Regions from separate parts of the Mus musculus genome. Here region 2 is linked to region 1. The links are chromatin loops, found by intact Hi-C in ENCODE. Cell type or tissue: heart. All regions are shown on one strand. Each heading gives the region's core, and the rest is flanking DNA. Links, peaks and the distances in the headings are about the cores only.

Region 1 (5,999 bases), core at 913-4,912:
GGAGGTCAGAAATTAGTGTTGTATCCCCTGGAACTCAAATTATGAGCCACCATGTGGGTCCTGAGAACTAAACCAGTGTCTTTTGCAAGAGTAGTAAGTGCTCTTAGCCTCTAAGCCATCTCTCCAGCCCCTTCAATTTTTAGCTAAGTCAGACAAACTTGTAATTCAGTATTAGCTTTAGTTATTCAAAAACAATATTACAATATACAATCAATGTATATATCTGACTAGAGGTGCTTTTGCAAGTTCACTAGGACAAGTAGAGGAGATATATCGCTACTATAAATTTGTAAACTATATGAACATAATATTTAAGATAACTGGGGCTGCAGGGGATCTGATACATTCTTCTGGCCTCCTTAGGCACAAGCACACACAAAGATACATAGACATACATGTAGGCAGTACACCTACACACATAAAAATAAATTTAAATTTTTTTTAAAGACTAAATATAATTAGGACTGACAACGTGGCTTCAGTGAGTAAATGTACCTGGCATTAAGCCTAAAGACCTAAATCCCATCCCTAGGCCTCACATGGCAGAAGAGAACCAACTGCAGCAAACTTACCTTTAACTTCTACACACGTGAGCATACACATATACATACATAAACACACACACACACGCTCCCAAAATAAAATGTAGTAAGGTATTAAGCTTAAGTATCAAGCAGAACATTGGTGAGCAAGCACTCAAATGTTTTTATATCAATGTTTGTTGCATTATATGTATTAGGCAAAAGATATAAACAACCTAAGTGTCAATCAACAGTGAATGAATAACCACATGTAGCATACCTAAGGTAATATATAATCTTATAATGTTAACTTATAAATATCTTAAAAATTATCTTATAATATTAAAATATTCAGCCACTCACCGCTCCCCACAAAAAAGCTGGGCAGTGGTAGCACACGCCTTTAATCCCAGCACTCAATGCCACTATAGCAGAAGAAGCAGGCTGCTCTCTTGAATTCAAACTAGCCAGATCTACAAAGTTAGTTCCAGGATAGCCAGGGCTACACACAGAAACCCCATCTGAAAAACTATTTAAAGAATAACAATAGGGGCTGGAGAGATGGCTCAGCAGTTAAGAAAACAGACTGCTCTTCCAGAGGTCCTGAGTTCAATTCCCAGCAACCACATGGTGGCTCACAACCATCTGTAATAGAATCTGATGCCCTCTTCTGGTGTGCCTGAAAACAGTTACAGTGTACTCATATAAATACAAATAAAACCTTTAAAAGAAAAGATTAATAGTAGTAATAATAATAAGGAATTAATAAGGAATAATTCTCCCAACACCTGCTACAACATGGATGACCTTAAAAATATACTAACAGGACAAATATAAGATTCTACAAATGAAAAATAAAAAATAACCAAATTCATAAATAGAAAAAGAGGTCACCAGGAACACAGAAAAGAAGGGCCTGTGGCATTATTTCTTAATAGAACGCGTTTAGCATCATCTTTTTTAAAAATACAAAAAAAATTGGAAATAAGAATTATGACTGAGCTGGACATGATGGCGTACACGTTTAATCCCAGCACTTGGGAGGCAGAGGCAGAGGCAGGCGGCGGATTTCTGAGTTTGAGGCCAGCCTGGTCTACAAAATGAGTTCCAGGACAGCCAGAGCTATACAGAGAAACCCTGTCCAAAAAGAAAAAAAAAAAAAAAAATTGAACAATGGAACTAGTTAAAACAAAAAATGTCTTATAGTTGTCATACTATCCAAATCAATATAACCAACCCAACCAACCTTCGATAAATATTAAAAAAAAAATAGTAGCAGGATGTGGTGGCACACACCTTCAATCCCAGAACTTGGGAAGAAGAGGCAGGTGGATCTCTGTGAGTTTGAGGCCAGCCTGATCTACACAGTGAGTTCCAGAACATAATAGAAACTCTGTCTCAAAACAAAGAAAAACAACTCAAAAGTCATATTTGAATATGTAGAGACTTTGAAATGGTTCCTAACATAATTTAACAACCATTTACACATTTACATACAATTAATACAATAGTATTAGATACTTTAGTATGCTTTATCTGAAATGCTTGGCATTTTTAGATTTCAGGGTCTTGTTTTTTTAGATTTTTAAATATCTTCAAGCATGTTAGATATCCTGGTAACAAATCCTAAATCTAATATAAACACATTTATCTAAAATGTACACCTTATAGACAGAAACCCAAAAGCACTTTCATATAACTCTTGTACCATGGCATTCTGATTTTGATCCATCAGAGGAAACTGGGTGTAAAATTTCCCACTTTGGGCATACCAGCACTAAATGAACTTGAGACTTTTAAAATCGCTTTGGGGGAGGGGTTGTAGATTTGCTGGACTGGATTATTTAACCTGCAGAAGCCATCTAAAGAAGAGACTTTAAGTAACAACAACAACAACAACAAAAATTATGCCATTTGACTTGTATGTTCATGAACTTTGGTTTATATAGATGACCATAAAACCCTCAGAGACAGAATGTAAAATATATATATATATATATATATATATATATATATATATACACAACTGAATTGGGCGTTTGTAAACAAAAATTGAAGCCCTCTGACTCTTTGTATCTCAAAGTCTGCCCTAAATGTTAACACGAATCATCCTCGGTAACACTAAATAACACTAACAAGGTCAAAATGCCGTTTACTGATGAAGAGTCTATACTGTACCAAGTTAGTTTACCAATGGTAGAACTTGATTGTTCAACACACCCCTCCCCCGCCCAAAAAATAACTGACTGTAGAGCCTCTGTACATCTCTCTCCACCGGCCAACACTCTTTAAGAACCCAAAATAAACACAACGTTAATGATCTTAAACACACACACACACACACACACACACAAAACACGTTGCGAAATAACGTTAGAAATGTTAAGGTATTGCAACTACCGCCTAGAAGGAATTCCGACTAGCAGCCTCCAAAAGGGGTTTGGGGAAGCGGGGCACAGCACTAGAAGACTTAAATTATGGGCCTTCCGTGTCGTTTATGCTGACGCGCCCTTCCTTCCCGCCCTGCTTCGTCCGTGGAGCCACCCACACAACCGTGCAAGCCCACCGCCGCGCGGTGTCAGCCTCCCCCCGAGACACGGCAGCCGTGACAGGGCCTAGCTATCCGGGAGACCGACGACGCCGGGCGGGCGGGCGGGCGAACCCCGCAGAGCGCCCCACGACGGCCTACGGAGCGGAGGCCGAAGAAGCCAGGCCCGAGTGGGCCCGCGGATAGCCATGAAGAGGAAACGCTGGCGGCCGCAGTCCCCACGCCTCCGGTGCTCAGCAGCGCCACGCCGCCCGCGACCGCCTCCACTCCAGCGGGGAGCCGAGGCCGCCGGGAGCCATGACACCGGCGCCACCGCCACCGGACCAGACCCGCTTACCTCTCGGGGCGACGGGGCGGAGCCCTGCACCGAGGCGATGTACCGCTCCACGTCGGCCTTGCTACGCCTCATCGCGCCGCGGACCAGGCTCCCCAGGAGCGGCAGACCAGCCCTGGGGCCTACAGCGACTGCGGGCTCCAGGAGGTGAGCGCCGAACACCGGTGACGCAGCTCCGTCGCGAACGGATGGGCACAGGGCGTGCGGCGCGCGTCATCACTGTGCGCCGCGCTGCGGCCTGGAGCGCCTGCTCGCTGTCACCCCGCCACGCCCGCGCTCCAGACCACGTGACCGTTTCGCAAACGATCGAGACGAACTCCCTTTCCCCGGGAAAGGCTTTATAGATTTCACTGGTGCTACGTCACAAAGCGGACCTAAAATGGCAGTGCCCTAATAAATCCGACCTTTTCGGGTGCTGCATCTGGTCAACACTTGATTTCCTTCTAAAGAGACAAACGTCGTCATTGCCTCCGGTTTCAGCAGAATAAAGGTTAATATTGGTTGAACAGTGTCTTTATGCTTAGATAAATCGGAGTGGAAATATTAGCGTTACGTGATGAGATGCACCTCACGGGGTAGTTGACGGTTAGGGGCAGAGGAGGAAGTGGTGGCTTTCCTGGCAAACAGAAACAGGCTTCACGAGGTTTTAAGAAATGATGACTTTAGGTTTCTGTTTGGGTAAGAATCGAGGCGGCCGTTAGGACGCTGTCAGCAACAATTGCCTTCAGGGGCCTGTTTTGTGACTTAACAATGAGCAGAACAGATTATATTAGAATATTAAAAGTAATAATCTCTTCGTGCTAGAGAGATGGCTCCGCAGTTAAGAGTGCTTGTTGGTCCTCTGAAGGACCGAAGTTCAGTTCTCAGCAGCCGGTTCCAGGGCATCTATCTAAATCCGGGTTCTGACCCCCGTAGAACCCACACACACACGTCCTCATGTACACACACACACACACACACACACAAAGTTTTAAGTAATAGTCTCAAGATTGTGAATAAACTGTCGTAAACGACAACTGCTGAAAAGAACCTTTGTCTGCAAAGACTGATCAAAACCGCAGTGGAGAGGTTAGAGTGGTGCAGTTCCAGATGTTAAATACCTTATTGTCAGATACAAAGGGTACCCCACCCATCCCCCAAAAATGCCACTGACTCCAAAATTGGATCTAACTTAGACTCAGTCTGGACTGTGGAGGATTTCTAGTGGTTAGGAAAAGCCTGCATTCCTTAGTAACTTGTGAAACTGTTTCCTATCTACCAAAGGAGTAATTTCCCTTACCTCTGGCAGAAATGGATTTACAGCTCTGCGCTAGCCCCCAGGCTCCCCAGTCCATACTTACAAGTACTTGTTATACAATTCAAAGCCCCCTTGCCAGCATCCTGGCTCTTTGCTTCCCTCCTCCCCAGATACATATTCCCCCATCTCCCTTCTCTCAGCTTTTCCTGAGAGAGACAACCTTTGTTGTTTGGAATAAACTTTACCTTGTCTACCCAAAGAGTGGCCGTTTCAGTCTCTTTACTGTGCCCCTTGCCCTTGCATACACTTACCTTGGACTAGGTTAGTCCCAGAACAGCATCTTGCTCACCTCTGTGTCAGAACTAACATTCTGTAAACTATAGATTAAAAATCATTGGAATCTATTAACTTAGCAGACTACCAGCTTCTACCAGCAAACAGCCCAAAATGTCAGCAGTGTCATAGGACTATAAAAAGCTTCTCCGCCTTACTGTTACTACATCTCTCATATATCAGGATATATGTTAAGCTTACCTTTATTTATATGACTTTCTTTATTCTATAAAACTTTTTCATGTTGGGTGATGGGGCTTGAGGTAACCTAAATCTGTGTTCCCAGGCTGTGTGCTTTATAAACACAGTATGATGTGGCAGGAGAGGGTGTCTTAGTGAGCCCATGTTGAGGGGTCCCGCTGAGGTGTCAACCATAGGACAGTCCTAGTATATAAAAGGAAGTTTACTTGAGGCCTGGAAGGGAGCAGAGTCTGGAGAAGAGAATAAAGTCAGAGAAAAGAAGAAGACAGTGAAGGACAGAAAAAGAAAGAGAGGAAGAGAGAAAGAAGGGAAGAGACAGGCCGGGGACATGTAGGAAGAGAGAGCATAGATGGAGAGAAAGAGGAAATAAAGAGAGGAGAGAGAGAGAGAGAGAGAGAGAGAGAGAGAGAGAGAGAGAGAGAGAGAGAGAGAGAAGCTTGAACATTCCTTACATGCCTGACTCCTGGCTTGTACCTGGCCATTGCCAGGTAACTGTTGGATGAAGCCTAGAAGATATGCTAACATTCCTCCATTTTGGTTTAATTGAAAAGAGAAATTAGAGATGATGGTGGGTCAGGAGTAGGATGTCATATTCTTTAGCTACTTCCTGCTGACTCTGGGGCAATGGGTGAGTGTACTGGCTAGTTTTGTGTCAACCTGACACAAGCTGGAGTTATCACAGAGAAAGGAGCTTCAGTTGAGGAAATACCTCCATGAGATCCAACTGTAAGGCATTTTCTCAATTAGTGATCAAGGGGGAAAGGCCCCTTGTGGGTGGGACCATCTCTGGGCTGGTAGTCTTGGGTTCTATAAAAGAGCAGGCTG
Region 2 (5,999 bases), core at 1,305-5,304, 190 kb after region 1:
AGAAAGATGTAATAAAGTTCAAAATCTTTGATTCAAAAGAATCAAGAATAGAATGTGCCCACTCCTCATAATAATAAGTAAAGACTGTATAATAAATACAATGAGCTTTCATACTTACACTAAAAAGAGATAGGCTTGTATTCAAGGGAAAGCAATCAGGATGAAAGCTTCATCCCAGGATGAAGCCACAGGTGTACACTATGATAGGACAAGGCCATATGAAATTGTTGCTTTGAACTTACAGAATGAAACACTGCTTCAAACTTAATATTGAGATCCTTTTGTAACTCCCATTTTATATAACATTTTATCTATGAGGTAATTTTCTGAGAACTTTTGAATATAAAAAAGGACAGAGAAAAGAAATAAAGTGTGAATGTGTGTACGTGTCTGTGTATATTTGCCTGTGTAATGGGTTTTTAACTATTTTCCTTTTCTTCCTCCTCTCTGGTTCACAAAGAGTTAACCAGACTGGCCAGTGAGGGGCTCCTGGCTGCCTGGTCAGAGAAGGGAGCACTAGCAATAAATCCTTTACCTAAAACTCTCCCACCCCCCAGTTGTTAACCAACAGGTGCTAATGTGTCTGAAGCTGTCCACTTCTGGCCCCAGAATAACAGAAGAATGAAGGAGATGAAATATTATTCATACTAAGCAACTTTTACTTTCGCAAAACCACGTTTTGCCCTCAGCAGACCTCCTCTGCTGCCTTCTAGAGAGAACCAGTGCCCAGGCAGGCTCTCAGCAGTAAATCTCATTAACAGAGGTTAAGATATAGAAGAGAGATCTCAAATACTGAAGACAAGATAGAAAAAATGGATAGCTCAGTCAAAGAAAACGTGAAATCTGGGAAAACCCAAGGCATCCAGAATAGACCATATCTACAAATAGTGGGGATACAAGGTCAAAGGCATGGAAATATTTTTAACAAAGTCATAGAAGAAAACTTCTGTAATTTAAAGAAGGAGGTACCATCAGGAACACCAAATAGGCAGGACCAGAAACTTCCGCATGATACATATTGATCAGCCTTAACCACACAGAAGAAAGAAAGGATATTGAAAGCTGCAAGGGAAAAGGACCAAGTCACTTTTAAAGGCAGGCCCAGCAGAATAGTGCCTGACTTTCCAAAGTTAAACTAAGATCATATGAGCAATTTAAGCAAAACCATGACCCCTAGTAAAAGAAAGCAGAAGGAATAATTAAAAGTCTCTCAATCGGGGCTGGTGAGATGGCTCAGCAGTTAAGAGCACCGACTGCTCTTCTGAAGGTCCTGAGTTTAAATCCCAGCAACCACATGGTAGCTCACAACCATCCGTAACAAGATCTGACTCCCTCTTCTGGTGTGTCTGAAGACAGCTACAGTGTACTTATATATAATAAATAAATAAATCTTAAAAAAAAAAGTCTCCTAATCCAAAAAACCCAGGGCCAGACAGTCCATGCAGAATTTTACCATACCTTCAAAAAGGAAAAATTAGATAAAACTCCTTTATGAGCATACTCTTAATAAAATACTTGGAGCTGGTACTTGCTGGGAGAAGGAAAATCAGCATTCTACAACAGAGTAACACTGGGTATATCAACCACAAGGTAGGCCTCACACTCAAGAGTAGTTGACCTATCTAAAAATCCATGGTGTTTTGCGTGTTTTGTTATGATTTGAGGTTTTTTTTTTTTTTTTTCTTAGACAGGAAAAGACCATGAAGTTGGGTGGGTAAGGAAGAGCAGAAGAGTTGGGAGGACCTGGGGTTGGGGTAGGGAAAGAATATGAGCACAATATATTGTATGAAACATTTTAAAATAATTTAAAAGTCGCAACAAAACCTAATTTTTATTGCATGTGTATGAGTGTTTGCCTACGTGCATGTATGTGTACCATGTGTGTGACTGGTGCCTGTAGAGGCCAGGCACAGGAACTGGAGTTACACAGATGGTTGTGAGCCACCATGTAGTCCTTGGGAACCCACCTGGGGTCCTCTGCAAGTACAGAAAGCACTCTTAACTGCAAAGCCATAGCCAGTCCTAAAGGAAAATCCCTGATGAGCATTCCAAAGATGTTCTGTGGCATACTCTGCAGAATGCCTCTTCTAATCTTTATAAACAACCATTGTTTTTGATACCGAAAAGCTAAAACTAATCTCCTGATCACCCAGGGTGAAAAAATAAGAACAAGGAAACAAAGACAGTCTGTCTTGACATTACTGGGAGACCAAAGACTCCTTAGGACTTCCTACTTCCATACTTCTGGAAATCATTTCTAATTTCTGTGAAACTGAGAAAACTTCTGTTGCCTGGTATCATAGCATATACCTTTAATACCAGTACTCTGGATCAGGTGGATCTCTGAGTTATAGACAGGCCTGGTCTACAAAGAGAGTTCTAGGAAAGCCAAAACTACACAGAGAAACCGCTTTTTTTTTTAAAAAAAGAAAAATTTTCTGTTCAACAAAACTAAAACTTTCCATATGTTTTTGTGCTTTTGCTCAGCATATAAAGTTCTACAGCAGGTCATAGCTCTCAATAAAGAGTAGAGCAAGCCTTAAAAAAGTAGAAAACAACAAAGTTTGGAGCTGAGACAGAAGGATGGACCATCCAGAGACTGCCCCACCCGGGGATTCATCCCATAATCAGCCCCCAAACCCAGACACTATTGCATACGCCAGCAAGATTTTGCTGAAAGGACCCTGATATAGCTGTCTCTTGTAAGGCTTTGCCAGTGCCTGGCAAACACAGAAGTGGATGCTCACAGTCAGCTATTGGATGGAACACAGGGCCCCCAATGGAGGAGCTAGAGAAAGTTCCCAAGGAGATGAAGGGGTCTGCAACACTATAGGTGGAACAACAATATGAACTAACCAGTACCCCCAGAGCTCGTGTCTCTAGCTGCATATGTAGCAGAAGATGGCCTAGTCGGCCATCATTGGGAAGAGAGGCCCCTTGGTCTTGCAAACTTTATATGCCCCGGTGGTACAGGGGAACGCCAGGGCCAAGAAGTAGGAGTGGGTGGGTAGAGGAGCTGGCGGGGGGGGGGGGGTAATAGGGGATAACATTTGAAATGTAAATGAAGAAAATACCTAATAAAAAATTGGAAAAAGAAAAAAGTACGTAATAATTTACGCTTGCCTAGAATGGTGGTGTATGCCTTTAATCCCAGCACTCAGGAGGCAGAAGAAGGCAGATACCCTGTTTCTATTATTTCTTTTGTTTCTAAAATTTCCTGTGCAATCATTCTTAGGTACCCGTAGGGACAAATCTATCAAAACCAACTGTTAATCCAGTCAGTAAGTTTGACCAAGATGCCTAGCAAAGAGGTGTGCAGTGTAAGGAAACAGTGCAAACCTTTACAGGATCACTGTCAAAGTCCAGTTTCAGAACTGCAACAGATCTAAAGGGCAGCCAGAGCAATTCTTTACAGGAAACAGAGGCTTCAGGAAGCCGGAGTGCCATGCGAATGGAGAGACACACTGGAGCCATCTCCTGAAACTGCAACAGGTCTGTGGTGACTGTTACAGGTGCAGGATAAAGGAAATAGGAAGGAAAGCAACTCAAAAGTTAAATGGTACAAAAACTAATAATGACACCTAGTGGTAGGGACCTGGCAAGGTTAGTTGAGATTACAAAGGGAATGTGTTACCATCCCCCACACTGCCTGAGGAGGCTAGAATGGAAGCTATCAAATGTGGGTCGGCAGCCAAGTATAAATCTATCTGCATGTGATGGAAGTGCTACATATGGCCAAGTTTTCTAGGGAGATCAGAGCAGGAAAGGTACTTTAGTACTAACGACAGTCAGGGAGGACTGCCGACTCTTTGTTTGAAGTGAGTCATGTCCCCTTCACTCTGAGTTAAACAACTAGTAGGCTAAACCAAGGCCAGTGATGAGGAGATCAAACGAAGAGCAAGAGTGTCTGCAGCAGGGAGACAGTCCTCACAAAGATTTTATCTATTACTGGGCATTTCCTATAAGTAAACAAAAATTGCCTCATTACCTTAATAATATCATCAGTTCCTCCATCAACAGGTTTTGATTTGAGTTCTTCAACTTCTTTGTCTAATTCTAAATAATAAAAGAGATTCCAGGTCAAAAATCAAGAAAATAATTACTCCTAAACTGACAAGTACATGCTGAGAATCCCAAGCCTATAAATTAGAATGGATTTAAGAAGTGAGTACTCAGAGAAATGGGAACTCCATCCAAACAGCAGCAGTCGTTTTTCTTCTCCCGCTTACTATGAACAACTTCCTTTGGAAGAGCGGCCTACCTTCCCACTCCCCTGCTTTAGTGCACATGAGTACCTGCGCTTCATCTGAAGCTGTACTCACGTCTTCTTCCTTTCCTGTCTTTCCTTATCCGTCCACATAGACGTAGAGGGCTTGCTATGTTGCCCAAGCTGGTGTTGAAATCCTGGGCTCAACGGATGCTTCTGTCTTAGCCGCTAGAAAATCAGAAACCAGGTGTGTGCACCCCTATGACAAACTACCCTGAAAACTTGGAAGCATGTCCCATACATTCTATTATTTTTGTTGTAAATATTTGCTGTATAATCTCAAAGCAATAACTAAATTTCTATCAAACACGTGTATTAATCTATTTCATCAATACAGGTCTAGTTCCAAAGCTTAGGTCATCTCCCCAAATAAATTACTTGAGTACAAACTGTTTCAATTTCTAAAAATAAACTCTATCTGTTCTGGTTAGGAAAACAACAAGAAGAACAAACCCTTGGCGTTTAAAATTTTAAGTTAATGAGAATTCAAGAGTTCTTAAATGGGGCATCGACCAACTCCAGCATGTGCCTATACTTCCAACTTCCCAGAATGTCTGGAGGATTACACCTTGTGCCTTTTACATTTCAGCTGATTTCTCTAAAAGACATATTTAATTTAGAAAAATTTACAACTCATACGAAGTAAAAAAGGGTTTCATTTTACTATTAAAAAGATATTCCAGCCGGATGGTGGTGGTGCACGCCTTTAAATTCCAGCACTTGGGAGGCAGAGGCAGGCGGATTTCTGAGTTCGAGGCCAGCCTGGTTTACAGAGTGAGTTCCAGGACAGCCAGGGATACACAGAGAAACCCTGTCTCGAACCCCCACCCCCACCCCCCTCAAAAAAAAAGATATTCCTCTTGGGGTGGAGAGGTGGCTCAGTGGTTAAGAACACTGGCTGCTCTTCCAGAGGACCTGGCTTCAATTTCCAGAACCCACATGGTGGCTCACAACTGTAACTACAGTTCCAGGGAATCCAAAACTCTAACAAAGACATACATATAGGCAAAACACGCGCGCACACACACACTGAATTAAAAATTCATTTGTTCCTTTACTTATTCAAAGGCAACTGCAGGGCTAGGCATGGTGGTCTACTGAAAAGCTCTGATTTAAACCCAGTACCTGTACACCTTGCTTTGGCTTTCTGCAGGAGCATCATTTGCTTCTTGGCAAACTTGATGAGATCTTCTCTGGGCAACGTTTCTAGCTGAAAGATGGAGTCGTATTATTGAGTTTTAAAACCCATGCTTTTAGTACGGCCACCAAAAGAAACACAGTGTCTGCCGAAAACCAAAGAGAGACACTCTAAACAGTTGAGCCAGTCACATTTTTTAAATTGAGAAACGTAACTTCAATAACTAAAAGTAATTAGGTGAATGGAAAATCAAACCAAAACCCCAGCACAAAACTCTTACAGAGAACACTGAGTTCTCTAGCTGTACAAGAAGGGCTTGGAACTCAAGATTTCTCGAGCTGTAGAACTCATTCTGTTGGAAGCTAACAACATAACTACATTCACAGGTGAATCGGGTCACATTTAGACTTCAACTAAAATATTAGGGTTTACTAACTGAAAATTACTTAATCTTTGTGCACAACGTTTCCTCATCTGCAGAATGAGAATAGGGAAGATACGTATTTCAGGAAGCTTACCTGAAAGAATCTGTTACTTCAGCAAATGCCTAGAAATCAGTCTTCAAACACTACATTTTGGTAATAAATTGTGCCC

Evidence for each region. Peaks named below come from ENCODE experiments on the same cell type or tissue, not always from the same donor. Only the 100,000 strongest peaks of a DNase experiment are listed, where the experiment ranks them.
Region 2: it touches region 1 in a loop (2.9-fold over the local background); 1 of 42 quality-filtered maps calls a loop at or near these places.

The regions. Positions count from the first base shown.
Region 1 is chr10:58,444,459-58,450,457 of GRCm38, reverse strand. It overlaps Ranbp2 (RAN binding protein 2), which reads right to left and starts at 3,606. Exons shown (of 29, transcript NM_011240.3): 1 at 3,407-3,606. The coding sequence starts at 3,478. In heart, for the core only: a CTCF peak has its summit at 3,333; a DNase peak (open chromatin) is centred at 3,647; H3K4me3 peaks cover 2,734 bases; H3K27ac peaks cover 2,271 bases.
Region 2 is chr10:58,256,298-58,262,296 of GRCm38, reverse strand. It overlaps Gcc2 (GRIP and coiled-coil domain containing 2), which reads right to left. Exons shown (of 23, transcript NM_027375.2): 3 at 5,393-5,477; 4 at 3,989-4,056. Among named protein-coding and RNA genes, the nearest start is that of Gcc2, 3.8 kb to the right of the region's middle. In heart, for the core only: a CTCF peak has its summit at 3,584 (motif pointing left); no DNase peak of the experiment used is centred there.